Linked DNA regions of Homo sapiens: region 2 is linked to region 1. The links are chromatin loops, found by intact Hi-C in ENCODE. Cell type or tissue: breast epithelium. All regions are shown on one strand. Each heading gives the region's core, and the rest is flanking DNA. Links, peaks and the distances in the headings are about the cores only. Region 1 has its middle 40 kb from the start of ROPN1B. Region 2 overlaps HEG1 (heart development protein with EGF like domains 1).

What was found. Hi-C counts contacts between places; a loop is a spot of excess contacts. Peaks named below come from ENCODE experiments on the same cell type or tissue, not always from the same donor. Only the 100,000 strongest peaks of a DNase experiment are listed, where the experiment ranks them.
Region 2: a loop joins it to region 1, with 38 times the contacts of the local background. A loop is called at or near these places in 3 of 110 quality-filtered maps.

Annotation. Positions count from the first base shown.
Region 1 is chr3:125,921,922-125,937,291 of GRCh38, reverse strand. It overlaps the pseudogene FAM86JP and the pseudogene ALG1L1P. Among named protein-coding and RNA genes, the nearest start is that of ROPN1B, 40 kb to the left of the region's middle. RefSeq lists enhancers at 291-791, 5,100-5,600, 5,601-6,101. In breast epithelium, for the core only: a CTCF peak has its summit at 7,953 (motif pointing left); a DNase peak (open chromatin) is centred at 7,961.
Region 2 is chr3:125,035,308-125,050,677 of GRCh38, reverse strand. All of the region lies in intron 1 of HEG1 (heart development protein with EGF like domains 1), which reads left to right. Among named protein-coding and RNA genes, the nearest start is that of HEG1, 13 kb to the left of the region's middle. RefSeq lists an enhancer at 6,292-6,805. In breast epithelium, for the core only: a CTCF peak has its summit at 4,516; a DNase peak (open chromatin) is centred at 6,853; H3K4me3 peaks cover 1,281 bases; H3K27ac peaks cover 6,705 bases.

The DNA.
Region 1 (15,370 bases), core at 4,827-12,826:
GCGTGCTGGGAGAACCACTGCTCTCTTCAAAGCTGTCAGACAGGGACATTTAAGTCTGCAGAGGTTACTGCTGTCTTTTTGTTTGTCTGTGCCCTGCCCCCAGAGGTGGAGCCTACAGAGGCAGGCAGGCCTCCTTGAGCTGTGGTGGGCTCCACCCAGTTTGAGCTTCCCAGCTGCTTTGTTTACCTAAGCAAGCCTGGGCAATGTCGGGTGCCCCTCCCCCAGCCTCACTGCCGCCTTGCAATTTGATCTCAGACTGCTGTGCTAGCAATCAGTGAGACTCCGTGGGCGTAGGACCCTCTGAGCCAGGTGCGGGATATAATCTTGTGGTGCGCCGTTTTTTAAGCCGGTCCGAAAAGCGCAATATTCGGGTGGGAGTGACCCGATTTCCCAGGTGAGTCCGTCACCCCTTTCTTTGACTCGGAAAGGGAACTCCCTGACCCCTTGCGCTTCCCAAGTGAGGCAATGCCTCTCCCTGCTTCGGGTTGCGCACAGTGCACGCACCCACTGACCTGCGCCCACTGTCTGGCACTCCCTAGTGAGATGAACCCGGTACCTCAGATGGAAATGCAGAAATCACCCATCTTCTGCGTCGCTCACGCTGGGAGCTGTAGACCGGAGCTGTTCCTATTCGGCCATCTTGGCTCCTCTCCTTGCTTTGTTTTTTGGGCTGTGCCTGTGCCCCCTCACCTCTCTGTCTTGCATGTCTAGCTAGTTCTGTTTCTGCGGTTTTCCTTCTCTCTGTTCCTGAGCGGTTGATCTCTTAGTGTTTCTCTGTGTTCACAAACTCAGCCTTTGACCTAGGAACCTAACAGCCAGAGGGAGCCTGAAGCTTTCTTGCCTGCCCTTGGCTCCTTGTGGTCCAGGGAGGGCTGCAGTGGGTGGGAATGCCTGACACAGGGTGACTAGTCTCTGTGTTTACACCAGGGGGAGCAATGACTCCGTGGCTGAGAGGGGCTGGCTAGAGTCTGGAGTTTCCAAATGTCCATTCAAGGCAAAACACAATTCCTAGGTAGTTAAATTTAGGAGACTCTGTATTGAATGACCTTGAAAATAGGTTCAGGGCACAACATGGGCACACCGCTTTGTCATATTCTACAAATACTGGGGAGAGCCAACATTCTTCTCATTGCCAATAATTATGCTCATCAGCCTCCACGTCTTGCCTCTCACGTTTCTTCCATGTCCCAGCTCTGCCCACCGTGTTAAATCAGTGTGGATGTAGGGAACATGAACACATTTTAATATCAGCCTAAACCAGACATCACTGGGAAGGAGATTGGAGAAACTAAAACCCTAGAAAAGACAAATCTAATCTATAGTGACAGAAAGCAGACTGGTGGTTGCTTGGGGCCAAGGTAGGGCCAGATTGGCTGAGATGGCACAAGAAAACTTTTTGTGATGTTGAAAGTATGCTATGCCTTGATTGTGGTGATGGTCAGACAGTTATATAAAGCTGTAAACACTCACTAAAATGTACAATGAAAATGGGCATAAACTATGCCTTGGTTTTTAAATGTCTCTGTTGTACATTCACACCAGCCTTTACCTCCGTTAGCACAGACAATAGGAAGCTGTGTGTGAGTCTTAGAATGCTCCCCAATCCAGGGATGGTTGTTCAACCAGCCTATGCCGTGTATCCATAGAGGGCACGGATAATCCAAAGCAGCAGATAAAACACCTAATTAGTTCTAATTGACTCTGGACTTTTTCTGTGCATTTACATTCCCTGAGTACAACCTGACTGACAGGAGCGGGGAGAGTAGGCAGCCAAGAAATGTGGCAGGGGAGGCCAGATTAAACAATTACAAGGGAGGGACAACAAAAGGGTGACTGACCACGCAGATGATAAAGAATTGTTGACTTTGTAATGAGAACCGCACATTGCGCAAAGCAATTGGTGGGGTGGAGCAGATGTGCATTAGAAACGAAACCAACCACCCGGAATGGTCATGGTCTCTGGATAACAGTAGCTTCATCAACTCCGTCTTTTCCACATGTCTAAAATTTTGATATTACTTAAGTCAGGCACACTGCTCTATTCATTCTGACATCTGAATATCCATTTTAAAGTGGGCTAGGCTCACCCAGAGGATGATACAACTAGATTAAGAAAATGAAATGAAGGATGAAAACTCCTGGTTCGTGCTTTCGCCACATCCACAGGAGCAACAGACTAAGACATTCCTCCACACAATAACAGACCCAGGCAGTGCAGAGCCATGTGTGTCTTATCTGTCCTGTTGTCCACAGTCTGGTTTTATCTTAGACCTAGCCTGGTGCAATCCATGTTGTGTATTGGCACTCCACTTAAGTTTCCTGTTTGTAAAAAGCCCCTTTCATTCGGTGATTCCTCAGGGCTTTAGGGGAACTTTCTGGAAACCAGGAAGAAGGAAATAAAGGTTGTTTTACTGAGGATGGGTGACGTTGGGCGCGGGACCCAAATGAGTGGTTTGAGCAGAAAGTAGCCTCCACGCTGGACTAATGCTTGGCAACATAATGGGAAAATTTGGGGAAGCCGGGAGAGGAGGGGGCAGAGTTTCTTTCCCAACCAGCCAGGGGGTCCAGGCAGTTTTGGTCCTAGGACGTCTCCCTGTGCATTCCCAAGTGATTGCAAGGCTTCTTCTTGTCATCGTCTGAGACTTGGATTCCCCAAGCGTCCTTCTTTTCCTGGAGCCTCTGAGTCCTCTATTCCTGAGGCCTTTCTTCAGCCCTCCCAATAGCCCTGCCATGATTTCATTGCAGGGCTGTGACCATCTATGACAAGCCGGCATCTTTCTTTAAAGAGACACCTCTGGACCTGCTGCACCGGCTCTTCATGAAGCTGGGTGGCACTCACTCTCTGTTCAGGGCCTGGTAGGCCTCCCCTCCTCAGCTGCCTTCTCTCCTGCTCGCCACTGCCCTGGCCTCTCCCCTTCTCACTGCAGACCTGGGAACCCACTCATCCAGGGGTTGGCAAACTAAGGCTACAGGCCAGTCTCCTGCTTTTGTAAATCAAGTTTCACTGGGACACAACACACTCATTGCCTTCTGAGTTGTCTACAGCCGCCTTTGAGCTACAATAGCAGAATCACGTTTTGCAACAGAGAACCTGTGGCCTGCAAAGCCTGAAGTATTTACTCTCTGGCCCTTTAAGAAATGTTTGTGGACCCCTACGCTGTCTTACTCTCCTGCCAGTGGGTTCCCAGGCCTGTGGCAGATCTGTGGACCTGTGTGTCCCCTGGGGTGTCTCACGGGGCTAAAGAGGGGACCTTTGTGCAGGTCCACACACCCTAAGGTGGGCCCCTGGGTAAGCTGGGGTGGTGTGGGATGGCGTCCCTGCACGCTCATCTTGAGTCCAGGGGATGACAAGACAGTAAGTCCCGTGGAGAAAAGGAATGAGTCAGTCTTGTTTGCTGTTGTAACCTTAGCACCCAGCAACAATATTAGAGAAAGCAAGCCCAGGCCTCGGATGGCAGGGGTGGCCTGGTGCTGCTGATGTGGCCGGGCACCCCAACCTTTGGGAGCCTGCAGGCCTTGCCACGGCAGGAGATGCCCGTCCTGGGTCCTGGGCCTGCTCTGTGGCCTCTCACAGGCTTTTTTCCTGCTCTTTCAGCTCAGAACCTGAGGACGCAGCCATGGAGCGGTCGGCCTTCATGGAGCTGGATGCTGGGAGCAGGCTGGTGATGCATCTCCGCGAGTGGCCAGCCCTGCTGGTCAGCAGCACGGGCTGGACAGGTCTGCACGACCCCTGGAACACTTGGGGTTGGTGTGACGGGCACCTGGCCAACCTGTGTTCTCCTCACCCCTACCAGTCCTGCATGCCCCCACCCCACCACAGTCTCAATGAGAAGGGGAGGGCATGTGAGCTGGAAGAGGGGTGTCTAGAAACAGGCCCCTGATATTCAATTCTCTTCTCATAGAGGATGAAGACTTCTCCATCCTGCTGGCAGCTTTAGAAAGTAGATGTGTAGCTGCGGTGAGGAGCTCCGGGCTTGTCGGGGGCCACTGAGCTGTGAGCTGCTTGCCTGGCCTGCAGCATGTTGCTGTCCCCGGCCACTGGGTGGGGCAGCCTGGGGACAGCAGGGGTGGTGGAGGTGGGCCGCCCTGAATCCTCAGTTGGGTCATTGAGTGACCAGGCCCTCAGGCTGAAATGCCCCCTCCAGGAGAGTATCTCACAGAGGCTGGTGGCCTCCCCACCAGAGCAGTGCTCTTTCTCCACCTGACCAGGTGACTCTGGCTACTGTTTATTTAAAACGTTTTTTCTGAATGGGCATGGTGGCTCACACCTGTAATCCTAGAACTCTGGGAGCCCGCGGCAGGCAGATTACCTGAGGTCAGGAGTTCGAGGCCAACATGGCAAAACCTGTCTCTACTAAAAATACAAAAATTAGCTGGGTATGGTGGTGGGCGCCTGTAATCCCAGCTACTTGGGAGGCTGATGCACGGGAATTACTTGAACCCAGGAGGCAGAGGTTGCAGTGAGCTGAGATCACGCCACTGCATTCCAGCCTGGGTGACAGAGCAAGAGTCTGTCAGAAGAAAAAAAAAAAGAAATTCTATCAGAAATTCCATGTAGAATTGTTTCTTTTTTTAAACACAGAGTTTGAACAACTTACTCTTGATGGACACAACCTTCCTTCTCTTGTCTGTGTGATAACAGGTACCGCCTAGGACCCTGGGTGTCTGTTTGGTTGGGGGATGGTGGAGGGGGAGGGGCACACAGCCTTTACCCTGTGCTTCCCACGATCTTGTCTCCTTAATCTTCACTGCAGCTCTCTGCTATAGGGTCTTATACTGCTTGACATGGGGGAAACTGAGGCTCAGAGGGTTTCACAGCAGGGCAGGGAGCCCAGATTTGAATCTGTAGATACCAAGCTTTCTACTTTTTCAGTAGTTCCCAAGCATCTTTTTTTTTTGTTGTTGTTACGTCATTGGTGTCTTTTTTTCTTTTTTTCTTTTTTTTTGAGACAGAGTCTCTGTCGCCCAGGCTGGGGTGCAGTGGTGTGATCTTTGCTCACTGCAACCTCCGCCTCTCACATTCAAACAATTCTCATGCCTTAGCCTCCCGAGTAGCTGGGACTACAGGGGCCCACCACACTCAGCTAATTTTTGTATTTTTAGTAGAAACAGGGTTTCACCATGTTGGCCAGGCTGGTCTTGAACTCCTGACCTCAGGTGATCTGCCCGCCTTGGGCTCCCAAAATGCTGGGATTACATACGGGAGGTGAACCTGGGAGGTGGAGGTTGCAGTGAGCTGAGATTGTGCCACTGCACTCCAGCCTGGGTAACAGAGTGAGACTCTGTCTCAAAAGGAAACAAACCAAAACAACAACAACAAAAATAAATTGTGGTTAAGTAGAAAAAGTGTCAACTTACATTTTCAGATGTCCCAGCCAGGCTATGTGGCTGCTTGGCCAGCTTAAGCCACTTGTGCTTGGGGCTGTCGGGGGTCTTATCCGATTTTCACTCCCCTCGGGATGTTGCCTCACTGTGCTGGGAAGATTTGTGTTCCCAGGGCAGAGACCAGCGCTCTGACTGCACCCCTCTTGCCTAGCAGGGTCGGTGGACCTGGGTGTCTGTCTGCACATGTCCTCCAGTGGCCTGGACCTGCCCATGAAGGTGGTGGACATGTTCGGGTGCTGTTTGCCTGTGTGTGCCGTGAACTTCAAGTGGTAGGAGCAGAACCCGAATCTTTCTGGGGATAGCTTCACAGATCCACCGCTGAGGAGGAAACAGTGCAGAGCGAGCTGCCCACAGTGAGGCCCTGCCCCTCGGTCAGTCCAGCACACACTGGAGGCCACGAGGAGGAGCCCTGCGGTTACTGTGGCTGGGCTGAGCCTCACTGAAGTAGTTGCTTCCATTTAGAGCTCATGTTATATTTAGGTTGGTACAAAAGTAATCACGGTTTTTGCCATTAAAGGTGGCAATTACTTCTGCACCAACCTAGTATGAAAGAAAAGCATCCCAAATACTAGAACTCCACTCGGGGCTTTTGCTCCTAGAGTAGAATTGGCGGGAATTGCCTGCAGGCTTACATGGTTTTCTTTGTTTCTTTCTCTCCCACCATGTCCCTTTTGGCCAAGCTCACCTGGTGGGTTTGAATCAGTTAAACGATTGTCATGCTGTGGCCTCACTCCACCCAGCATAGATGGCTGTTTGGAAGGGCGGCGTTAGAGGAGATTCTAGAAGCAGTAGCCCCAGCACAAGCTGAGCCCTTGGCCCCTGCTCAGGAGCTGGCTCCTGGATGGGATTCAGGGATGTGAGCCCCTCATGTGAACTGAGCTCAGGAAATGTCGGGATCAAACCTGGTGCCCTAGAAAAGTCATCTTTTATGTGCTGAGCCAGTCCCCAGGGTGTTGTCTTTACTTGTTCCATGGCCATGGAATTAAGAAAAACATGCAAAAATAATTCTTCAGTCCTTGAAGAGCATCCAGCACAGAAGGTACAAACCCTCCTTAAGGCTCCCTCCTCAAATCAGTTTGTCCATTTTGATGTGCACCCCCCCAGGCCTTTATACCCTTCAGATGCCAAGTCTAAGAACCAGCTCCTGGAAACCACACCCCCTGTTCCAACCCCCAGACTGGCTTGAGCATGCGGTGGTGGGGGGAGCCCAGGTGGGCACCCCAGGGGTCTGGTGTCTTCTCCAGGCAGCTCTCAGGCTCCCTTGGTTCTCTCTGCAGTTTACATGAGCTGGTGAAACATGAAGAAAATGGCCTGGTCTTTGAGGACTCAGAGGAACTGGCAGCTCTGCAGGTAGCCACATCTGCCACCACGCCAGGGTGGGGAGGGTTCTGGAGACTGGCACTGAGCCACACTCCCTGATCCCTGCTTCCCACAGCCAGGGTGGGACCATGTGGGATCTGGCGGAAAAGCTAGGGAGGGAGCAGAGGTCACAGAGGCCGGCCCACTCTGCTGTCCCGTTTCGGTACAGTAGGCTCGGGAAAGTTAGGACACACCCCCACCTGCCCTCTGGATTTATGGAGCTGAGACTCCACAAATGATGCTGGAGCCAGGTGGGCCGGGCTGCAGTTTAGGAAGTGATCAGGATCAGGTAGGTGGGCGGGCAAAGGGAGCTTCTGGGACCAGCCTTGAAAGATGGGTGGAATTCTGCAAAGGTTACTTGTTTCTTATTGCTAAAAGTAATACATCATTCTTGCCAACAGAATGATTGGCAGGATTTTCAGTAAAGGTCCAGGTCAGAAGTCATTTAGACTGGGTCCCCCAGTCTCTGTCAGAACCATGGTACTCTGTTGTGGTGTGAAAGTAGCCACAGATCATCTGTAGATTAAGGGGTGTGGCTTTGTTCCAATAAAACTTTATTTACAAACACAGGCTGTGGGCTGGATTTGGCCTGCAGGCTGTAGTTTGTGATCCTTGATTCAGAGAGTTTAGCAAGGCTGAAAAGAACACCGACACCCCCTTGTTACCCACAGATGGGTGGGACTTGGCCAGAGGCCAAGAGGAGGGTGCTCGCAGGGGAACATACAGCACGTTAGAGGCCGGGAGGTGCTCCAGGGCACCAAGTGTGGGAAAGTGGGACATACGGGGAAGTTTCCAGAAAGCATGATGTCAAGTTGGAGGCGGAGCGCTGCTGGGGCGTGAAGAGTCTCGAGTCCAAGTGAGAGAGTTAGGAACTTGGGAGGGGTTGTTGTTGGGTCGGGGACCTGGGGTCAGCCAGGTGGTGACCTGGGATGGGGTGGGGACAGGCAATGAGGTAAGCTCTGCTCTTTATTTTTTTGCAGATGCTTTTCTCAAACTTTCCTGATCCTGCAGGCAAGCTAAACCAGTTTTGGAAGAACCTGCGGGAGTCGCAGCAGCTCCGATGGGATGAGAGCTGGGTGCAGACTGTGCTCCCTTTGGTTATGGACATACAACTCCTGGGCCAGAGGCTAAAACCCCGGGACCCCTGCTGTCCTTCCCGCAGCTTCTTCTCGGAGTCTCAGGGCAAACCCTTTTGAGCAGCGCCTCCCAGTGGCCAGAAGCTGAAATGACGGCAGTGGTGCCGCCTGGTGAATGAATTGGTTCTGTGACCCGGGAAGCTGTGCTTGGCTCTGATTTCTTTTCCGGAGGCTCGGAAACACTTCCTCTCTTCTTCTGTTCTTCATGCCCCATGCCCCTGCTAGCGTATTACTGTTCTGTGACTTCCCTGTGACCTCTGCAGTACTCCTTATCCTGCGTTTGGTCTCCAGGTGTCACCTTTCTGCCGTGTTCCTAACATTTTGATTCCTGTCTTGAAAAAAGCACCTGCTGCATCGTAAGCCCAGGGATGTGGCAGCTGCAGCGGGCTTGGCTTTGTGAAGAACTGAGTGTGTCCGCGGATGTGGCAGCTGCAGCAGTCTTGGCTTTGTGAGGAACCAAGTGTGTCCAGGGATGTGGCAGCTGCAGCAGGCTTGGCTTTGTGAGGAACCGAGTGTGTCCACATACTTGATACACACGTTTTTATTTGCACAAAGAAAATGCTATTTTTGGAGCCAGAGTTTTCATGTCTGAGTGATGGCGATTTCCTTAAGAACCAGAACTGCTGGCAGAAAGGGAGCACCCACACGCTTAGATAGCCGATGTCTTATTAGAGGGCAGTTTGTAGTTCCTGATTTGGAAATTAACATTCTCCAAACATTCCAGTCCAGTGAAAGTTTTATCAGCTTTCCCATATGAAACCTCTTCCCTTGAGAGTGACTTGATTCTCACAATCCCATTGGAGTCGTGTGTGAGTCCTACAGTGTGAGGTTCAGCATTGCCATCTCCAAGTGCTCTTCATAGGGAAACAGTTTCTGGTCATGACGAGGTTCCACTTCCCATCTGATCCTGGCCTGGCCTGGAAACAGAGCACATGTGTTTCAGGATGGCAGTGTTTGGGGACAGGACATGAGCGTATTGTGTGGGGCTGCTAGGACAGGCCTGGCGGGGTGGGGGGGCGGTGTCCAAGTCAGTTTACTTGGTTCACAGGTTCCCAGGCCCACCCAGGTGCCTAGAATTGGCCTCCAGGATGGGACCAGAAATCTGGTTTTGCATAGAAATGGCTAGCAGCGGGCACCATGCCGCTGTCCACTCTCTACCCGCATCTGCCCCAGCACTTGGCACAGCAGGACAGAAGCAGAGATCTGAACCCACATCTACCTGGCTGCTCCGTCAACCCACTCTTCACAAAGCTTAGAAAGCGGCCAGGCACAGTGGCTCACACCTGTAATCCCAACAGTTTGGGAGGCCAAGGCGGGTGGATCACTTTAGTTCAGGAGTTCGAGACCAGCCTGGCCAACATGGTAAAACCCATCTCTACAAAAATACAAAAATTAGCTAGGCACGATGGCGGGTGCCTGTAATTCCAGCTACTTGGGAGGCTGAGGCAGGAGAATTGCCTGAACCCAGGAAGCGGAGGTTGCAGTGAGCCGAGATTGTGCCACTGCACTCGAGCCTGAGTGACAGAGTGAGACTCCATCTCAAAAAAAAAAAATCACACACAGACACACACACACACACACACACACACAGCTTAGAAGGGGCTGGTGTTCTCATAAGCACAGATGTCTGAAGAGCCGTTAGCCAGAATGATCCTTTTTTTTTTTTTTTTTTTTGAGATACGATCTTGTTTTGTCACCCAGGCTGGAGTGCAGTGGCACAGTCATTGCTCACTACAGCCTCGACTCCTGGGCTCTAGCAATCCTCCCATTTCCTGAGTAGCTGGGATGACAGGTGTGTGCCACCATGCTAGTAATTTTTTTATTTTGTAGAGATGGGGTCCTGAATTCATGGCCTCAAGTGATGCTCCTGCCTCAGCCTCTTTTATTATTTTTTTTTAGACAGAGTTTTACTCTGTTCCCCAGGCTGGAGTGCAGTGGTGCAATCTCAGCTCACTGCAATGCCTCCCAGGTGATTCTCCTGCCTCAGTCTCCCAAGTAGCTGGGATTATAGGCATGCACCACCACGCCTGGCTAATTTTTGTGTTTTTAGTAGAGATGGGGTTTCACCGTGTTGGCCAGGCTGGTCTTGAACTCTTGACCTTAAGTGATCCCCTCACCTCAGCCTCCCAAAGCCTCAGCCTCTTACAGTGTTGGGATTACAGGCATGAGACACTGTGGCCCGGGATGATTTTCAGTCACAGTTTTTTGTTACGAGTGGAAAATGCGTATTTATAAAAATGAAATAGTACAGACATGAACGTGTAGAAGTCTCTATAATCCTGCCATCCAAGGATGGCACCTGTTAACGTGTATATCAGGGATGTCCAATCTTTTGGCCTCCCTGCACCACACTGGAAGAAGAAGAATCGCCTTGGGCCACACATAAAATACACTAATGCTAGCAATAGCTGGTGAGCTAAAAGAAAAAAAAATCACAAAAAAACCTCATACTGTTTTAAGAAAGTTTACAGATTTGTGTTGGGCCGCAGGTTGGACAAGCCTGCTCTATATATATTCCAGGTTTTCCCCTATAGGTATACTTATGTGAAAATGATTATTGTGATAATTTTTTTTTGAGATGAAGTCTTGCTATGTTGCTCAAGGGGGCCACAAACTCCTGGGCTTAAGCCATCCTCCCGCCTCAGCCTCCTGAGTAGTTGGGAATATAGGTACTCATAACCATGTGTGGGTGATTATTATTATTTTTTAAACAAAAATGGGGCTGGGTGCAGTAGCTCATGCCTGTAATCCTAACACTTTGGGAGGCTGAGGCAGCAGATCGCTTGAGGTCAAGAGTTCAAGACCAGCCTGGCCAACATGGCGAAACCTCGACTCTACAAAAAATACAAAAATTAGCCAGGCGTGGTAGCACGCACCTGTAGTCCCAGCTACTCAGGAGGCTGAGATGGGAGGATAGCTTGAACCTGGGAGGTGGGAGGTTGCAGTGGGCCGAGATGGCACCACTGCACTCCAGCCTGGGCAATACAAAGCCAGACTCTGTTTCAAAAAAAAAAAAAAAAAAAAAAGGTGGGTGGGGGCTTCTACTATGTGTGCTGCTTGGCACTGTTTTTTTCACTTAAAAGATATTGCAGGTATTTTTTCACGTAAGTATCTGAAGAAAAACTTCCTTTTTTTTTTTTTTTTTTTGCCTTTTTGAGACAGGGTCTTGCTCTGTTGCCTAGGCTAGAGTGCAGTGGTGAGATCAGGGCTCACTGCAGCCTCCACCTCCTGGGCTCAAGCCATCCTCCCACCTCAGCCTCCCGAGTAGCTGGGACTACAGGTGTGCGCAACCATGCCCGGCTAGTTTCTGTATGTTTTGTGGAGATGGGGTCCCACTATATTGCCCAGGTTGGTCTTGAACTCCTGGTGTCAAGAAGTCCTCCTGCCTTAGCCTCCTAAACTGCTGGGATGACAGGCCTGAGCCCCGCGCCCGGCCAGCCTCCTGTGCGAGGTTGTGAGGGACTCTGTCATGGAACCTAGTGTGTCTTCGTGTGCTGGCTTGTTTGTTGGCTCTGTAGTTAACGGGCTGCCCCACGTGGACAGGCATTGGACCCGTGTCTGTGTGTGCAGGCAGAGGCTCCTGCGCGTGCATCTGTGCACATGGCTGCCAGGAGGGGCTGTGCTCAGGGGGAGCTGGGGCAAAGGCTGGTGGCAATGGGGGGCTTGGGTGTAGTGTGGAGGCACGAGAGCCAGGTGGCCGGGCTGCAGTCTGTGGGAGCTCGGGGGTTGCTTAGCCTCTGTGTGTCCTAGTGTCTTTGTCGGTGAGATGGGACAATGATAGCACACTCTCACAGGTGCTGGGGGCTGACAAATGTCAGGTCTGAGGACAGTGGCTGGCCCACTACGGGGTCAATTCCCCTTCTCTATAGTCACCCTGCTCGTCTTCCATCAACTGGGTGCTCAGGACAGTGGCATGGTGGATCCGCCCGTACAGCCTGTGTTCCAGCGTCCTGCAGGCCACAGCTGTGTCCAGCCCTGACCCCGACTGCCCCTCCCACCACCTCCATTTTATAGATGAGGAAACTGAGGCCCAAGGGCTTAGGGAACCCTGCTCTGAAGCACACAGTAGGGCTGCTGGGCTCAGATCCTCCCTCCCTGTGCTGAGCTGCCCTCCTCCTGCCACAAGCCCCCAGCCCCGAGCCCACCCTGCTCACCGGCCTCTGCCCTAGTTCCCCGCATGGTGTGGGAGTGTGGGGCATCCTAGCTTTTCCCCAGCCCCCAGTTCTTTCACTTCCACTGGAGTCCCGCAGGGACAGCTCGGGGACCATGCAGGCCCGGGTGGGCATGGGGGCTCACCTAGCTCGGTGGTGAACAGCTGGCATGTCTCTGGGTTGCGGACAGTAAAGGCCACATAGACCTCAGGAGCCCGCTGGTGCTCCCGGCAGGCAGCCAGCCTCAGCAGGACCCCGACCAGCAACACGATGGCTTCTGGGCAATACAGCACGTCTACGGTGAAAGTTTCAGGTTACTGAAAGGGACCAGCGGACAGTCCCAGGTCATGCTGACCTCAGCAGCAGGGCGAGCCAGAGAGGCAGTGGTCATATGAGACTATTAGATGCCATTTGACCATTTTGGCCATTAGATGGAAAGGCAATTACTTGGGTGAAAAAGGAGAACCCTTAGTAGAGAAAGCTGCAAAAGACCGAAGCAAAAGAAAAAAATCTCCAGACTCACTGGTGTTCCTTAAAAAACGAGCTCTGGTTCTCAGCCTATCTAGAGGGCTGTGAATGACACAAAGCCTGACCCTGCCATGAACTTCGTGTTTCAGGCGTCTGCCGATTTGTCTGCTGGCTTGCAGGGGTGGGCCTGTGTCCCTGGCCACCGCTGGACCTGTGGTTTTCAGGGCTGGGACCCAGGACAACAGGCACAGCTCTGTTCGACCAGAGAGGAGACTGAGTGTGCTGGCAGGGGCGAGGGGTTTTTGGCGGCCCAGCCAAACACCACCTTCTCTCAAGGGCCCTGTCCTCATCCCAGAAGTGGTTGTTTTCCTCCTGTGGTCTCTGAAAGACACAAGCATGGCTCTGGGACAGAGCCATGTGGTGACGACTGTAACGGGAGTATGCCTGTCTCCAACAAGAGGGCTGTGGCTTGAAGGTCACCTTAAGAGGCACCCCTGTCCTTTGATGTCACCCTGGAGGCCCAGAGTAACTCTTCTGGAAGTTCCATCATGTCCATGCCCGATAGCATCCATTGTTCCCTTTTCCCAGAGCCAAGAGCTGGGTAGAGCTGCAAGGACACCGCCTGCACAGGGTGCCCGGGGCTGGGCATTACCTGCTGCAATGACAACATCTGGCTGGATGGCAGAGAGCTGATGGACCATCGCGATGTCCCAGTCCAGCTGGGCCACTGTCACTCTGGGGCTAAGTTGGCAGTGATGTCTGCCTCTAATGAGAGGCCATTGAGAAGGACATTCCCTCGGAGCTGTTTGAGGACCCGGCTGTGACAGTCGCTGAAGATGTATGCCCGGGGGCGGCACATCTTGCAGATGGCCAGGGCTGTGAGGCCAGCACCACTGCCAAGCTCTAGGACAGTCCTGGCGGGAGGAAAGGGGACCATGTCTGCGACTGCACCAGGGTAAGCCTGCCTCGGTCCCCTGCCCTGCACCCCAAGGTCACCTATGAGTGAAGGCTGCCGGGTTCTCGATGGCCCATTCTGCAAGGTAGAGGGTAGCATCCCATGTGACCAGGCCTGTGATGCCTGGGAGATGATGGCTGTGCTCTAGGAGAGTGTGACTGAGCCTCCTGAGGGCTGCACCAAGAGAGGGCGAGAGAGTCATTCCAGCAATCAGAAGGCAAGTGGCTTAGAAGACAAGTAGCCATCCACCACATGGCTGAATAAACCATGACAGGACCAATCGCCACTCAGCAATGAGAAGCAGCTAACTGTTGACATGCCAACAGCTTGTACAGGCCTCAAGGGTGTCACGTGGCATGAAAGACACTCACCTCAGGCCACACAGGATTCCATTCATTGAACATTCCTGAGACAATGGAATTCTGGCGATGGAGCACAGGTCAGTGGTGGCCAGGGGCCAGGTGTGGCTATGAAGGGGTGGCTGCCTTGTGATGATTCAATATGCTATGTTTTTCCTTTGTGGTTTTCTGTATCTATGTTTTATCTTATTTTTTTTGAGCTCTGTTCCCCAGGCTGGAGTCAGTGGCACAATCTTGGCTCACTGCAACCTCTGCCTCCTGGGTTCAAGCAATTCTCCTGCCTCAGCCGCCCAAGTAGGTACGACTACAGACATGTGCCACCATGTCTGGCTAATTTTTCTACTTTTTTTTTAGACAGAGTTTCACTCTCTTTGCCCAGGCAGGAGTGCAATGGCGCGATCTTGGCTCACTACAACCTCCACCTCCCGGTTTCAAGAGGTTCTCCTGCCTCAGCCTCCCGAGTAGCTGGGATTACAGGCGCCCACTACCACACCCCGCTAATTTTTGTATTTTTAGTAAAGACAGAGTTTCACCATGTTGGCCAGGCTGGTCTCAAACTCCTGACCTCAGGTGATCCACCCGCCTCAGCCTCCCAAAGTGCTGGGATTACAGGCATGAGCCATCACGCCTGAACCTGCCAAGTATTCTTTGAGGACTGGGCACCAGGTCCTTGTGAAGCAGGTAGAGTGTGTCACCTATTGGACAAATGCCCAACGACCCCATGAGACATGCTGTTGTTGTTGCAGTGCTTGATTTACAGACAGGGAAACTGAGGCTAAAGAAGGTTGATGGACCTCATGTCTAAGACTGCAGAATGGGTGAGTCAGGATTTGAACCCACACCCACGTTTTCACTTTGTCTGTGCAGGAAGGGTATCTGGGCTGTGAGGGGGAGGAGGGTACCCTTCTCATACCAGCAAATAGCTCCAGTGGCCCTGAGTGGACTCCTTGGCCATCAGGGTCTCCACCAGCACCTCATACAGCTCGTCCAAAGGCTCCGTGTGGACAGCCTCGTGCTGGGGGCAGACAGAGTGAGAGCTTGTTTGCTTTCGTTCTAATCTGTAAAAATGGCCAGATGATTTTCACCAAGTTTGGAGGGGAGATTTGGGATGGAATGGTGTAATACCGGCCAGCTGGCATATAAAATATTCACTTCGTTGGGCGTGGTGGTGTGTGCCGAATAGTCCCAGCTACTCTAGAGGCTGACATGGGAGGACTGCTTGAGCCCAGGAGTTCGAGGACAGCCTGGGCAAGAGACCTTGTCTCTAAAAAAAAAATTCACTTGGTAGGGAAACCTGGATGGGAGGGCCTTCAATGAGAGGTGTTGAGAGGGTAGAGTTAGGTGTAGTTTAGGGCAGGAGACAAGGATTCCGTGAGAGCTGCCACATGACCATGACAGAGAGCAGGAAAACAAAAGGTGCTTTTAAGTGAGCCCAGGCAGAACTGTGAGGGCGGCCCATGCTGCAGGCTGTGGCTGTCAGCAGGCTGCTTCTCCAGGGCTGGCCCCATCCTAAAATTCACAGGGCAGCAGCAGGGTATACTGGGTGACTGCTGCCCT
Region 2 (15,370 bases), core at 2,969-10,968, 880 kb after region 1:
ACACATCAAGATTGTAAAAAGCGAAATAACGATGCATGAGTGATTCACAACTGAAGAAATGCCACAGGAGATCATACTGACCAAAGGAATGGTGAGGGTGGAAATGGGCTGCTGCATGCAGACGTGGAGACCACTGGGGGCTGGATAGTCCAGGGAGACTTCAGTGGGAAAGGGGGGAGTTGATTTAACTTTGAAAGTTGACTGGGATGTGGATAGACAGGGAGGTGGAGGATGGGCTGGGCATGATGGCTCACGCCTGTAATCTCAGCACTTTGGGAGGCCAAGTCGGGTGGATCACTTGAGGTCAGGAGTTCCAGACCAGCCTGGCCAACATGGTGAAACCCTGTCTCTACTCAAAATACAAAAATTAGCTGGGCATGGTGGCATGTGCCTGTAATCCCAGCTACTCAGGAGGCTGAGGCATGAGAATCGCTTGAACCTGGGAGCCGGAGGTTGCAGTTAGCCGAGAGTACACCACTACACTCTAGCTTGGGCAACAAAGTGAGACTTCATCTCAAAAAAAAAAAAAAAAAAAGAGAGTTGGTGGATGAATGGCATCCACAAAATCCCAAATATTGAAAAGCCCAAGACTTTTCAAAAGGGAGGTGATCAACAGTCAGTAAGGCTGGAGAAAAGGACTTGAAGAGGCCAGTTAGGCTCCCAAATCAACTAGTCATTGAAGACAAGACTGGAAAGGAGGATTAGACCTGATTGTGGAGGGCTTTAGAGGCCTGTTAAGGTGTTTGTTTTCATCCCATCCACACCAAGGAGCCCCTGATGGCTTCTGAACAGGGAAAGCATAATTAGCTTGTTCATTTCTGCTTGGAGCTGGGGCCTCATAGATGAACCACATACATATCTGCCCTCACTACAGCCCCGTAGTTGTTTAAGAGACACTGGAATGCTGGTGGGCATCGTATTGATGTGTTGGGAGGAAAGACTGAGGACAGAGCATGGGTTAGAGTGGAGGTAGTGGAAATTGAAAGGGAGAGATGCAAGGGCCACTTAAAAGAGTAAGGCTGGAGTAGTAGACTGCCTGGCCACGGGGATGATGGGACAGAATGGAGAGGAGCTCTTTGCTTTTAAAGGGGCTCCTTCAGTTTCAGCCGTTCAGTGTAAAGACTGCATGTCCCCTTGGAAGTATTCTGTGGATGGTTGAGAATGTGGAACTGAACTAGAGGGAGGCCGGGGCCAGATTCAGCCCTGAGGGGCAGTAGTTAAAGCCACGGAGGAAGAGGAAATCAGCTCCAGTCAGGTGGAGAACATCCAGTATGGATGGTGGGGAGGAAGGGATGCCAGCCCGGCATGAGGGCGCAATGAGAGGTGGGGGTGGCTTGCAGGTTGGCTGTGGATTGGCAGATAATCTGAATATAGCATGGTTTATGCATCATATGTGGAGGTCTGTGAAGGTCCATGTAAGTTAACATATTTCTGCTTTCTGTCTTGATTTGTCCTCTCATCTGGAAACTATCCAAGTTAAAAGGCAGAGGGAGACTGGGGAGAATGAGGTCTGGGGAAAGGCCTCTGGCCTCCATTCTGAACTGTTTAGTGGGACTCCTAAAAGTGCAGGAAGAAGCCTGCCTACCGTATGATAGGCATGGAAGGCCTGTCTGTGGCAAAGTTTGATGGTGAAATAAAAGAGGAAAATCAGAGAGAATCAGAATCCTTGATTCTCATCCCCTAACCCTGTGTCAACTCCTGCCTCTTCCCATGTCGGCAGTTAGCAACAACATGCACCTAGTTCCTTAAGCTAGAAGCCTAGAAGTCACCCTCCATTCCTCTCCTTTCCTCACCCACTACCGTGATTCTTTTTTGGCAACTCCAGGTGATCCTGTTTCCAGAATACATGGTGAATCTGCTCTCTTCCTCCCCACTGCTCTTTTCTGTTGTTTGCATCCACTTATGCTCTCTCTCTAATCTGTACTCACAGAAGCCAGAGTGATCTTCTTAAAATGTAACTCAGGTCACCTTACTCGGAGGCTTAACACCCTCAAAGAGCTTTGCGTTGTACTTAGAATAAAATCCAGACCCCCTAAATTGGAATATGAGGCCTGCAGGATCTGACTGGCCACCTCTCTCACCTTCTCTTGCTCTGCTCTCCACTTACACCAGACAGTTGTTAATACATGCCAAACTCATTCCTGTCTTGGAGACTTGGCACATGGCATCCCCCTGCCTATAGCAGCAAGAGCCTTCCAGGCAGGGGGAGCAGCCAGGGCAGATGATCTAAGGCAGGACCCAGCTTGCCTTGTCTCAGGATTGGCAAGAAGGAAGGCCAGGGTGTCTGGATCACCCAGGGCCATGAGGACCATGGTAAGGAGGTCGATTTTCCTCTAGGTGCCGTGGAGGGTCCTGCAGCAGGGTCTGCACCACCACATGGTATGGGGCTCTGGTTGCAAGGTCTCTTAAGGAGCTGGAAAGACCATCTGCAAAGTCTAGAGGCTATTAAAAATGGACAGTTTCCTTTTGCTTAATATTTTAGCTCTGAGGTACTTGAACTTCATTCTAGCTTTCATGTCATGTAAACGTTTTTGAGGAAAGCTTACAGGTCAGATGGCATGGGAGGCAGACAAGACTTCAATCCCAATTCCTGGGATGTCTCGGGGGACTTGAGGGAGGATCTGACCTCACTGAAGACCCTGAATAACAGGAGCCCCCATCTATCTGTGCAGAGAAGGTGCTGAAGGCAAAGAAATGGATTTGATAAGTTGACAAGTTTCTTCTTGATGTCTCTGATAGGCTGGGAAATGAAGATAGGGGAGGAAGAAAAGTGACAAGAAGAGGGCAGAGGCCAAGGTGAAGCTCTTCAGGTGGCCCTGCAGTTCCACCTTGGAACTGAAGAATCAAATTGGAGGAAGGAGTAGCAAGAGGCAGGAGAGAGACACCTGCTTGTCATCTGGAGGGAGGTTCCTAGTGCAGGGCTGTGACTAGTGATTATCATATGTTGGGCTAGAATTGAAAACCACTCCATTTTCCTTTTCTGGGTGATAGGAGATGGAAACAGCTTCAACTTGGGGACGGGTTTCACTCCTGCAACCTCCCTGGCCACTAGGACCTTTATTATGGCCATGTGGTGAGACTTTTTCAGGGATCATCTTTTGCCAGGGTGTAGACGAGAGCCCTGCTGGTGTTGCAGTCACAGACCACAGAGGTCCCGGCTTGGAAGCGTCAGACAGTCTCAATTCAAACCCTAGCAGTGCCACTTGCCAGCTGTAGGACTGTGGTAGGTTATTTAGCCTCTCTGTGCGGTCAGTTTATCATCTGTCAAATGGGCTATTAGTAGAAAGAGCCCTGCGCAGAATGGAGAGGTGCAGATAACACCTGTAAAGTAGACGGCTTGATGCCTGGGCAAGAGAGCTCTAGAAATACTAGCAATGATGATGCTACTGAAACCAGTGCCCATTTACACTGGTCATTGTGTTGACAGCAACCCTCCCATCGCACCTTGCCTTCCAGGCATTTTACTGGACAGTGGGCAAGCTCCCTGCCTAGGGTTCAAGTCCATGTTCCAAAGACCTCTGTTAACTGGTCTTCCCCTCGTTGGACCCCTGCCAACCTCACCCCTTGGTATCCCTAGAACTCTCTCTTGCTTCTTAGCCTTAAACATGGAGAGGAAAGAGCCAACTTTCATGATTTGAAGTCAGAAAAACCAAGTGCAACAGCCCTCACCTATGGTCATCTGAGGAGACCAGATGAACGCATAGAAAGCTATTAGGATTGAATAAAAGCAGTATGCCAGGTGTGACCACAAAATAAGAAGCCTTTGAAAATCAGTCACACTTGGACCTCTGTGGTCAATGAGTGTTCTTCAAATCAGAACCTTTGGGGGTTATCAATACGTGCTTCACAAGTGTTTGAAGGAGTTGAGAGCCACCTTCAGAGTGTGTGTGAGCCACATGAGCAACTCCCTTGTGTTTCTTGCAGCAAACCTCCTGGATTGAAAATGGGGTTGCGGATCTCTATCTACTGCATCTTTCATCAGATCGTCTTTGAAGTTTTGTGTTTCCAAAATAATCCAACATCATTATCAAGGGATGGAAATGTATCATTATTCAGGAAACTCAAGAGAACAATATTCTGCAGGCTCTATTGAAAACTAGCCAGTTGGGTCGGGCACAGTGGCTCACACTTGTAAACCCAGCACTTTGGGAGCTGAGGCAGGAGAATTGCTTGAGGCCAGGCATTCAAGACCAGCCTAGGCAACATAGTGAGACCTCATCTGTATAATTAAAAAAATATATATGTGTGTGTGTGTGTGTGTGTGTGTGTGTGTGTGTGTATGTGTATATATATATATACATATACATATATATGAAAAAAGAAAAGTAGCAAATTTTAGAAAATGGTTTGAGCAATAACAGTATTGATGGAATAAGTATTGTCTTATTGGGACCTCTTTGAAGAGGACCATACTCACTTGGGTAGGGGAATTCTTGTGGTTTGTTAGGAATTATTTCTAGTACAGTCATGCTTTATGGTAATGGAGTGCTACTGGCTGTAGCTGCTAGCAGAGTTGGGGAGAGATGCCGTGGAGCTCTGGCGGGGGTTGGAGGAACTGTGCTTAACCCCTTCTGCTTTCTGCCTCTGTGGCATTGGATAGCTGCCTAATGTCCCTAGGCCTTAATTTCCTCATATTAAAAATGAGGATAATAAAGACTTTCCTGCTCCTAACAAGGTTTTTGAGGAGGAGCAAATATAATTATGACTGTGAAAGCACTTGTAACTGGACAGAGCAATGTTTTAGTTGTGATATAGTGAACTGGCCATGACCTTGGGCAAGTCATTTAACTTCTGTACCTGCTTCCGTATATGTAAAATGGAGACGATAACTGTTTTGTTGACTTCAGTGTTGTTGGAAGGATGAATGGAGCTGATCCACATGGACGCGCTTTGTAAACATGCATGTGCTGTGTACGTGTTGGTCATGAATGCTTCCCGGGAACACATCAGGCGTTATGTCTCTAAGAGAGTCAGGCATCAGGAAGAGGTAGACATGGAAGGATGAGTGGAAAATTGGAGAGGAGTTGGAGAAAGGGAGAACATTGCTGAGAAATCTCAATAGCCTTTTCAGTTGTTCGTCTCTGTCCTGTCATCTGTCTGTGATTGCCATGGCTAACGCTTTCCCATCTCTTCTGCCTCCCACCAGGTGGGATGTCCTTCACAGCTCTACCCTTGACCTTCTGCCTCCCCCTCGGTTCAGTGAACATTTATGGAGCACCTGCTATGAGCCACAGTCTCTCATAAGAGACCTAGGATTGCGAGAGAATAAGCTAGAATTGTGTAACAAGATAAAATAGTCCAGAGGGAGAGAGTTGTCTCTGGGGAATACTTCTTGGAAGGGGTGATCTCTGAGCTGATTTTGCCAGGAGGCCGAGGGGAAGGAAGTAGGACAGTCTAGGTAGAGAGAACTGTGGGACAAAGGCAGTTCCCTGTTTTCTCCGAGTGGGTGCTTCCAACTACAGTCCAGTTCTGTGCCTTCAGCCATCTGCCAGCATTCGCACAGGTTTAGTGAGCTTCACTTTAAACCAACAGGTAACAGTTATAAATGCAAACACATCATCTCTTCCTCCTCTAAGACCTGACCTCCCTTTGCTTGCTAATGGTCCCACTAATCTCCCAATAATGCACTCAAACCATCATCTTCGTCTCTTGCCACCTTTTCTTACTTACATGAAATCAGCATGGACTCCTCTCTCTCCCTTCCTCCCATCCTTGCTTCCTCCCTTTCTTCTAAATCGTATCAGAGCGCTGAATTCCATTTGGACAGTGAGTTACATAGGACATCAAGATGTCATATCCCTGTTTGTGTCAGGAAATTGCAGTTTGGATCCCAGTGTCCTTAGTGAGACATCCCCGAAGCCCACAAGGAGGAAGCCTAGCTCTGTCCTTTCTGGCTTTTGCTTTCAGTACATGTTACCCTTTCTCTGGAGCGCTCAGTCTTAGTTTTGCCCTTTCTTATTTCATTCTTTCTCTATTTCTGTATTTTTTTTAAACTGGATTTTCATTGCAGTCAGACGGACCTGGGTTTGGATCCAGTTTTACTATTTGCTGTGTAACCTTGGACAAATTACTTAATCTCACTACACCTCAGTTTCCTTATCAGAAAAGTAGGGATAATAACGGGAGGACCTCATAAGGCTGTCGTGAGGATGGATTGAGACAGTCTATGTGAAATGCTTAGCACAGTGGCTGGCATGGAGTGGATGCTACCTACGTTTTGGCTGCAATATAACAATAATAATCATTACTATTGTCCTGCTCTGGTATGTCTTTTGAAAAAATTCCTTAACTTTATTTCTTTTTGTCTTATTTCTCTTTTCAGCCCCCGTCCTTGCTTCCTCTTTCTCTGTTTTATCTTTCTTAAATGGCTATGGCATACAACTGATTTTTTGAAATACTGGTTATATTTGAATAGAATGTCAGGTTTCCTAATCTTGATTTACAAAACGCATTAGCAGACTTTACATTTCTCCCTTAACTAGATTTTAGCTTCTCCCCTCGGAGGCCCTGGAGCTCCCTCCCATCAGCCAGCACAGGCCTCAGAGCCCTTGGTGCTGAAACATCACTCCACGGCTCCATTTTCTAGCAGTCGTCAACGCTCCAGACAAATGATGTTTCTATGATTTCCTCAGAGTCCTGGGCCACTTCACAGAGGTCTGTCGAGTAAATTAACTGCAGAGCTTCTGAAAGTCAGCCGCCAGCTGTGTGGACACCGGGGCCCGGGCCCAGGCCGGGCTGCCCAGTGTGCACACCCCTGGGAGCAGGCCCGTTTCCTCCCGCCCCTCCTGCACCCGCCTCTCCCCCCTCTTCCTCCTCGGAACCAGGATGTTTTTCCTCGCCTTTTTATTGTTTCGCTAACCTGGCAGGTCTCCTTTGGTGGAGCCCTGCCACCCAGCTTCCTCTCTGGGTGTGATCAAATGTGACGGTGACAACACAGGAGACCCGGAAGGCCCGCACCACCCCGCTGGCACCCTTGGCCTTCGCGTCCAGAGGGGACTGGGAGCTACCAGCTTCAACTTCTTTCTAGAAACTCCCCCTTTACCAAAGAGCCTCCTCTTCAGCCACTGTGTTGGATGTTTATTTGTCAAAGGATGAGAGGGGCAAAGAAAATGGAGGCAGCAAGGAAGGTGCCCCTAGAAACAAGGTAGACCCCCTTTCCTCCCTGCAGAAAGCCTTTTTGTTCACTTATTTAACCAACTGGGAATCTTCTGACCTTTGACCCTAGGACTTTTCCTCAAGGCCTTGGAAAAAAAAAAACCTATAGAATTCCTTTTAAAGCAAAGAGCTTGAGGTCACTCCAAGGTCCTTCATCTTTCACTCCTGCTGGGATAGGCTGTATCCCTCCTTCATGCCCGAGGCCACCTCAGAGCCAGTTCTATTTCTGGAAGGCTGACCCTGACTTGGGAGCTCCAGGCCAGGCCTCCCCTGGGTCTGGGTTCAGTCCAGCAGACGTCTGTCACCCGGAGAGAATGCTCAGCTGAACAAGAGCCGACCCCTCACAGGGAGGGGAGGTAGATTTTACTTTCTTCATCGCTAGAGCGCTTGCAGGGGAAGCGTTTTAAAAATCTGATCGTCAAATCTCATGTCTAGCACTTTCCAACATGCTTGATTTTTCTTAGGGCTGCTTCTTTCAGAGCAAGAACAAGGAAGGAAACGAAACTCCCTGAGAGCCCTGGACAGTCCAGATCGAGGGCTGAGTCTTTTGTTCACACAAACTCATTTGGCTTCTAAACGTCCTCCACCCAAAATCATTACATCCGCAGCAGCATTTCAAAACACAGCCCAGAGTGGCCTCGCTGAGTGGGCGGCTGCTTTTCTGGGGAGGCTGCAGCCACCTTCCCACAGGCCCCCAAGGTTCTTGCATGTCCCAGAATATCCCGCTGCTGGCCACCGGCCTGAAATCCCCCTCATCCGGAGGACCCTTGGTGGAAGGTATGAGGCAAAGAGGGCCTGCAGGGGAAGGGCCCCTGCTGTCTGAAGGGGACTGGGACTGGCAGCCGTGGAAGGGAGGATGAGTTTCTAATCCTAACCTTGCCCCTTCCAAACTCCCAGGCACAGTCTCAGTGTCTACCCCTGGGGGGCCCGTTCTCACACCCCAGAAGCATCATAGGGACTTATTAACATGGTCCAGCTCTCCTGGAACTCCTTGAGGTAGATTCTATACCTGATTCATCCGTGTAACCCTCACAGTGTCTTGCTTATGGTTGGTGCTCAGTAAATACATACTTTTTTATTTTTTTATTTTTTTTGAGACAAGAGTCTTGCTCTGTCACCCAGGCTGGAGTGCAGTGGCATGATCTCGGCTCACTGAAACCTCCGCCTCCCAGGTTCAAGTGATTCTTGTACCTCAGCCTCCTGAGTAGCTGAGATTACAGACATGTGCCACCATGCCTGGCTAATTTTTGTAGTTTTAATACAGACAGGGTTTTGCCATGTTGGCCAGGCTGGTCTCGAACTCCTAACCTCAAGTGATCCACCCGCCTCGGCCTCCCAAATTGCTGGGATTACAGGCATGAGCCACTGCGTTTGGCCTAGTAAATACATACATTTCTTATTGTAGTAAAATATGCACAACATAAAATTTACCATTTTAACCATTTTTAAGTATACAGTTCAGTGGCATTGAGTACAATCACAATGTTGTTGCAATCATCGTCACCATCTGTTTACTGAAATTTTTCATCATCCCAAATAGAAACTCATTAAATAATAACTTCTTGTTCCTCCCTGCTTCCAGCCCCTGATAAACCTTTATTCCGCTTTCTGTCTCTGTGATTTTGCCTATTCTTGATACCTCATGAAAGTGGAATCATGTAATATTTGTCCTTTTGTGGCTGGCTTATTTCACTTACCATCATGTTTTTAGGGTTTACCCATGTTGTAGCATGTGTTAGAATTTCCCTCATTTTGAAGGCTGAATAATATCCCATTGTACGTATATACCACATTTTGTTTATCCTTTCATCTACTGATAGACAGCTGGGTTGCTTTCATCTTTTAGCTGTTGTGAATAATCCTGCTATGAAAATGGGTGCATAAGTGTCTGTTTGAGTTCCTGCTTTCAATTCTTTTGCATATAGACCCAGAAGTGGGATTGCTGGATCAACTCATAACTCTTAAGGTTTTGAGGAACCGCCATACTGTTTTCCACAGTGGCTGCACCATCTTACATTCCCACCAGCACTGCGGGAGTGTTCTGAGTTCTCCATATCCTCGCCAGCATTTCTTTTCCATTCTTCCTTTTTGATAATAGCCTTCCTAATGGGTATGAAAGTAAATATTTTTTGAATTTATAAATGCTACTCATTGGTGTATTGCAGATTTGAAACTGTTACTATACCTCTTGGACCTCAGTCCTGTGAAGGTCAGGTTATTTGGTTGCTATGGTCCCTAAGGGTAGTGGTCACCTTTGGAGAGGGATGGGGGCACCAGAGACAATCCAGGTAACTTTGGCCAGAATGAAGGATGTAAAGCAGTATGGATGCTAGTCAGTAGAGCTTGCCACACGCCGGAAATCAGTTTAGCAAGAGCTTCTCTCTGCTCAATCTTCACTGGTTTTCATTTGAAAGTGGTCAGTTAGGAAAGACACTGGAATGAAGGAGCTGGGCTCTAGTCTCTGCTCTGCCACCTATTTTCTGGGTTAACCTGGGCAGGTGACTTATGTACTGAGCCTCAGTCTCCACTTCTGTAAAATAGGGCAAGAATTACCCTCCTGCCTGCCACTCAGAGGGTCAGAATCTAAAGGGATAATTTAGGCCATGAAATTATCCTGTGAAAAGTGCTTTGTCGATTGTAAAATGCATGGGAATTTTTTTCTTAATTTGATCTGTGGGAAGAGAAGCACAGATTCATTCTCCTGGAAAGGACCTGTGAACAGTAGTCTGCCCCTCTTCAGTCTGTGGCCATCCATCATACTCAAAGGGGAATTTTAAAGGAGGGTGCTAAAAGTCCTTTAAAAAAAAAAAAGCCTGTTTTCTCCCCTCCCTGTGTGAACAATTAAATTTTAGGAAAATGTTTTAAAATGACAAAGAAACCCACTCTCATAGGTATAAGGATCCATTGCTGGTATCTAAGACAATGTTATATTTTCATTTGATTGTGGTCCACCAGTCCCCAAATTGAGGATCCCAGGAATGCTCTACCGGGGAGGCAGGAACGGGCAATTCCACAGCTGAGCATCAGTGTCTTACTGTTCTGGAACCGCTCCCTTTTGAGCAATATGACCTTCATCTTTCTTCTACCAGGCGACACCCTAGAAAGACCTAGGGACTTTCTGTAGGGCTGGTCTCACTGCCTTCCTCTTCACTGGCTCCTACCTTTAATTTTGTCCTATCCTTCCCTTGTCATCTGCGTCTCTGTCACTGGCTCTTCTCCTGTCTCTACATTCAAGTTTTCCCGGGAATCAGTCCTTGATCCTTGATTTTTCCCTTCGTATGTCATATCCTGTCCTTTCTCCTAATCAACGGTCCCAAATCTTTAACTGTCTGCCAGACATTTTCCCTTGGAAGTTGTAACATCACCCCAAACGTCACATATCAAAAACAGACTTTTCTTGTTCCTCAAGCTCATTCTCCGTTATGGCTCCACTCTTTCTCTCTTATTCTTTTCGTTATGCGTAAAAATCCTCTCTGAGTTAGAAGCTGATCTAGAAGTCCTCTTGCTCAGTCTTCCAGCTAATAATGTGCAGCTGTTGTCAAATCAAGTCTGTCTGATTCCAAAGCCCGTGTGATAGGCACCATTTCATTCCTCTTAGAGAGAAACAAGGTCAGCACAGTTGTGTTTCAAGCTGCAGTTTGGCTTTTTGTGGGGGACTTGTTTTTTTTTGTTGTTTTTTTTTTTTTTGGCTCTGTTCTTTTGGCCAGTGCCTTAAAGCCTCATGGAATAAGCTGGAGTGTGATGGAATGAGCCCTAGGTTCAGACTGTGTCTGTACTGCTAGTGAGTGCGTGACCTGGAACAATCACTTAATCTTTCTGACCCTCAGTTTCCCCATGTGCTATATGAGGATAATAATACCCGCTTGACAGGGTATTAATGAGATAATGCATGTGAAAATGTTTAGCACGTGGTAAGCCCTAAATAGATGTTAGTGAAATCTGAATCCAAATGGAGGGAAAAGAAAATAAAGGGCTTGTTCTTCAATTGTGTGCCCCAGAAGCTTGTAGCTGGCAGCGCTTGTCATTTGGCCCGCTGCGGGGGTTGAGGCTGAGGTGTGGGGGTGGGGTGGACCCTCCAGGAGGAAATTACCTCTTTGGATAAGACAGCACACTCCCTGTATGCTCCTACTCACTCCACTGCTCAGAAACAATGCAAACTGAAAAGCCCCAAATCACTGGCAGGGAGTGGGGGGTGGCAAGGAGTTGACTCTGTAGCAGCTGCTAATTAGGAAATCCTATTCTTGGGCTGTGCTAGCATCCCTGATGATGCTGGTTCACAAACAGATGTTTTGGAACATTAAGACGCTACAGAAGTGGAAGTTGTCAATTAGGAGGAAAAAAAAAACAGGCAAAGCAAGCAATAAAACGCTCTTGTTAATTTAATCTCCATTCATGGTACAAGGGAAAGTTATGGCCCAGCACAGGGGGCTAAGTACAGAGGGAAGGATGGTATTTTCAGCTCAAAAGATACCTGAGAAATGGGATGTCTAATCTCCAATATGAGGAGGGTTGGTGTGAATGGGGTTTGAATGATTGTCTCTGACCATCTGCGAAGCTGGCCTGGGTGAGGTGCACAGCACCAGCCTACTAAGCCTCCAGGGTGCCCCCTCCCACCCCATGAATGTCTGAGGGGGCACAGCCTCTTCTCCTTACTCCTGACTTCATTGGGCCCAGGCTCTGAAGCTTGAGGAATCCCGTCTCCTTTCCATTTCTCCAGGGCCGTTTCTCTTCTCCACCAAGAATAAGAGCAGGTTCTTTGACACCTCGCCCTCCATGTGGCAGGTTTATTCCAAATTACTCTCCTACTCAGGGTGTACACAGGTGCTGAATAGGGAGCCATGCCCTAAACAGAATTCATCCACAGTGGCCCTGATGAACTCAGGGCTTCAGAAAGGATCAGTCATTGGACTTCAGTACATATTTTAGCATTTGACCCATTGTCCCCACTGCGATGCCACCTGGAATGGTGTAAAGCGCTTGGATGTTCACAGTCAAACAAGACCTCCAGTGGCAGTAGGGGTGGGCTGGGGGTGTTGCCTGCTCCAGCTATGTGGTTTATTAATCCCTTTCCAAGGAAGAGTTAGTAGGCAATAAGAGAGATAGAGGGGTACCCGGAGTTCAATAGGGGACAGTGGGATATTGTTCTTTTGGGGTACCAGGCCAGTGACTTCAAGAGCTTGCTGTGCTGGAGGTGGTCCCAGGTCTCACGCTGTGCGTCCTAAGCTCTCCCTATACCTCCTAGGAGAGGTGTCGTGGAGTGGAATTCAGCGAGGCCCAAACTGTTCCTGCAGCCATTTGTCTAGCCTCAGTGCTTTTGTCAGAGTGGATTCCTAGCTTCCAAGAGGGCTTGGGAGCCTGGGGCCACTCTGGTATGGGCTGTGGTCCACTACCTGAAGAAGGGTTAGGACACTGAGCTTTGATTGATTAGCAGTGCCTGCCAAGGTCATCCACCCAAATCTATTTCTTAAAAGTTGACAACCCTAAATCCATTTAATAGCTATGACATATGTAGCATTCACTGTGTACCAGGCACTCTTTCTAAGCTCTTACATGTCTACATTCCATTGGTTTTCACAACAACCCAGTGAGGGAGATGCTGTTAATATCCTCATTTTACAGAAGGCAAGCTGGGGCATGAAGCAATTAAGGATCTCACTTAAGATCATAGGGTATGAAAGAGGTGGAGCCAGAAGTCTAACCTACATGGTCTGACTTGAACCACAGTCTGTGTATTCCCCCACTGCCTCTCTTATTAAGAATTGAATTTCTAGAGACACGGAAAGCAGTAGTTTCTCACCAGTGCAGGCGACTTTGGTACCCACTGACTAAGGAGAAGTGGAGGTGTAACCACAGAAGGCAGCTCTTTGGGGCCAGCAGGGCCCAGCAGTGGCTGCACTAACCAAGGGTGTATTTGGTGTCTAGCTGCTCTGCAGAGGTGGTCATGGGCTACCAGTTATGGCCATGACTGTTACTGAGTGTAGTTAGGCATCCAGGGGCAGAGCAGCTGAGGCACAAGGAAACTCATCAGTCTTTCAGCTATGCCATCAAAAGCCACTCACATGCTTACATTATGTTTCAGAAATGTCACTGGAACTCCTACCTACACACTTTGTTAGTAGCAAGTTGCATGAGCCAACTTTCTATTAAAGGTCTACAGACTTCACCTACCTTAGGAGGCCATCTGGGGACCCCAGAAAGCCCATTCCTAAGTGGCTTCTCCAGGTCCGTAGACCTGGGATCCTTTTATCAAGATACCAACCATTTTTGTTCTTTTTCTTAGGAGACAATTTGTCATAGATATATTTTTAATAACATGGAATCATATGATACATACTATTTTATAATTTATGTTTGCATTTGACAGTATAGTGTGAGCATAATACATAAGAAAAACTGTATCAACAATGTATTTTGGTCAATCCTTTAAAATGTTATCTCATAATTAAGTTAACCACCTCCCTATTGTAGAAATTTAGGTTGTTTCCACTTTTCATTATTATAAACAATTCTGTGATAAACTTCCTTATACCCGAAACTTTGCACCCTTCCTAATAATTTCCTTAGAACTGATTTCCAGAAATGGAATTCTTGGGCCAAAATATATGCCTATTTTTAATGCTTTTGCAATGGATTGCCAAATTCCTCACCAAAAGGACTGTGTTAATTGTATTTTTACCAATATCGTATGAAAGTACCTGTGATGACATTAGATATTATTCTTAAGTCTTTGCCAATTTGATACACAAAAATACAAAAGTAATGTAAAAGGTCTTTTCTAGTTTGGGTTTGTATTTCCATGCTTTTCAACAATGCTTTCATGTATTTATTCTCCACTTATATATTTCCTTTTGTGAATTGCACATTCATGTTCTTTGTCTACAAGGGGTACATCTTAGGGATTTGAAAAAGTTCTTTATGTGTTAAGGATGCTAAACATTTTTATCAGGCACTGCAGACATTTACCCTTGTTTGTCATTCAACTTTTTGCAAATATAGCTTTTATTTTTATCAGACTTATACATAGTTTGAAAATCAAATAGATTGTATAAGACTGTAATAAAAACTCTGACCACTCCTATTATCATCATTTTCTGTTCCCCAGAATTAACCATTCTCAACCCTTTTTTAACTGATTATCTTAGTAATTTTTTCCATATCTCTAACCTGCTTATGTTGCTATTTATTGATTTTTTTTTTAATTTTGGTTTTAGACAGTATTCACTGATTTCTCTCTATGACAATTTTGTATCATTCCAAGCTCTGCCAGTTTGGAAGTGACACACTCCATTTCTTTTCTTTTTTTTTTTTTTTTTGAGACAGGGTCTTGCTTTGTCATCCAGGCTAGAGTGCAGTGGCACCATCATAGCTCACTGCAGCCTTGACCTCCTAGGCTCAAACAGTCCTCCCACCCTAGCCTCCCAAGTAGCTGCAACTACAGGCATGTGCCACCATGCCTGGTTAATTTTTTTTTATTTTGTAGAGACAGAATCTCTACTTGAGGCCCAGGCTGGCCTCAAGTAATCCTCCCACCTCAGCCTCCCAAAGTGCTGAGATTACAGACATGAGCCACCATGCCAGGCCTCTATTTCTGTTCTTTAGAGAGGTATTTTAAATGCATTTTTCACAGAACTCAAAGTTACGCTTCTGCTATGCAACATGATTCTAATTATCCCATGCCAGACTTACGAACTATTGTTATCTAGGATTTGTTCTGACTTGTTTTATTAATTTCACAAATGAGAAATTATTGTTATTATTTCATAAATTCAGTGTTCCTTTAGATTTATTCACACATGTATTTTTTTTGCTCATTATATTGCCTTGCATCTGATATCTTTCATTAAGAATTGTTTTTCTTCTGCTTGAAAGAAATTTGTTATAATTTACTGTAGTAGAAATGGTTGAAAAACTCAATTTTGACTGAACGTGTTTTTATTTGATAGTCTGAAGATGTTTCTCAAAGATAGCTTTGCCGAATATACGATTATAGTTTTCTCTCTCAGCACGTTGAAAATATTTATCCACTGTCTTTTGGCTTCCATTGTCACTGTTGAGAAATCAGCTGTAATTGTCACCTTGTATAGATGATTTGCCATTTTTTTCCCCTCTGGTTGCTTTTAAGACCTACTCTTAGTCTGTGGTTTTTGTGCAGTTTCACTATGATAGAGGTACATGTTTCGTTTTTAATTTACTCTAAGGAGCCTCCTTAGAATGA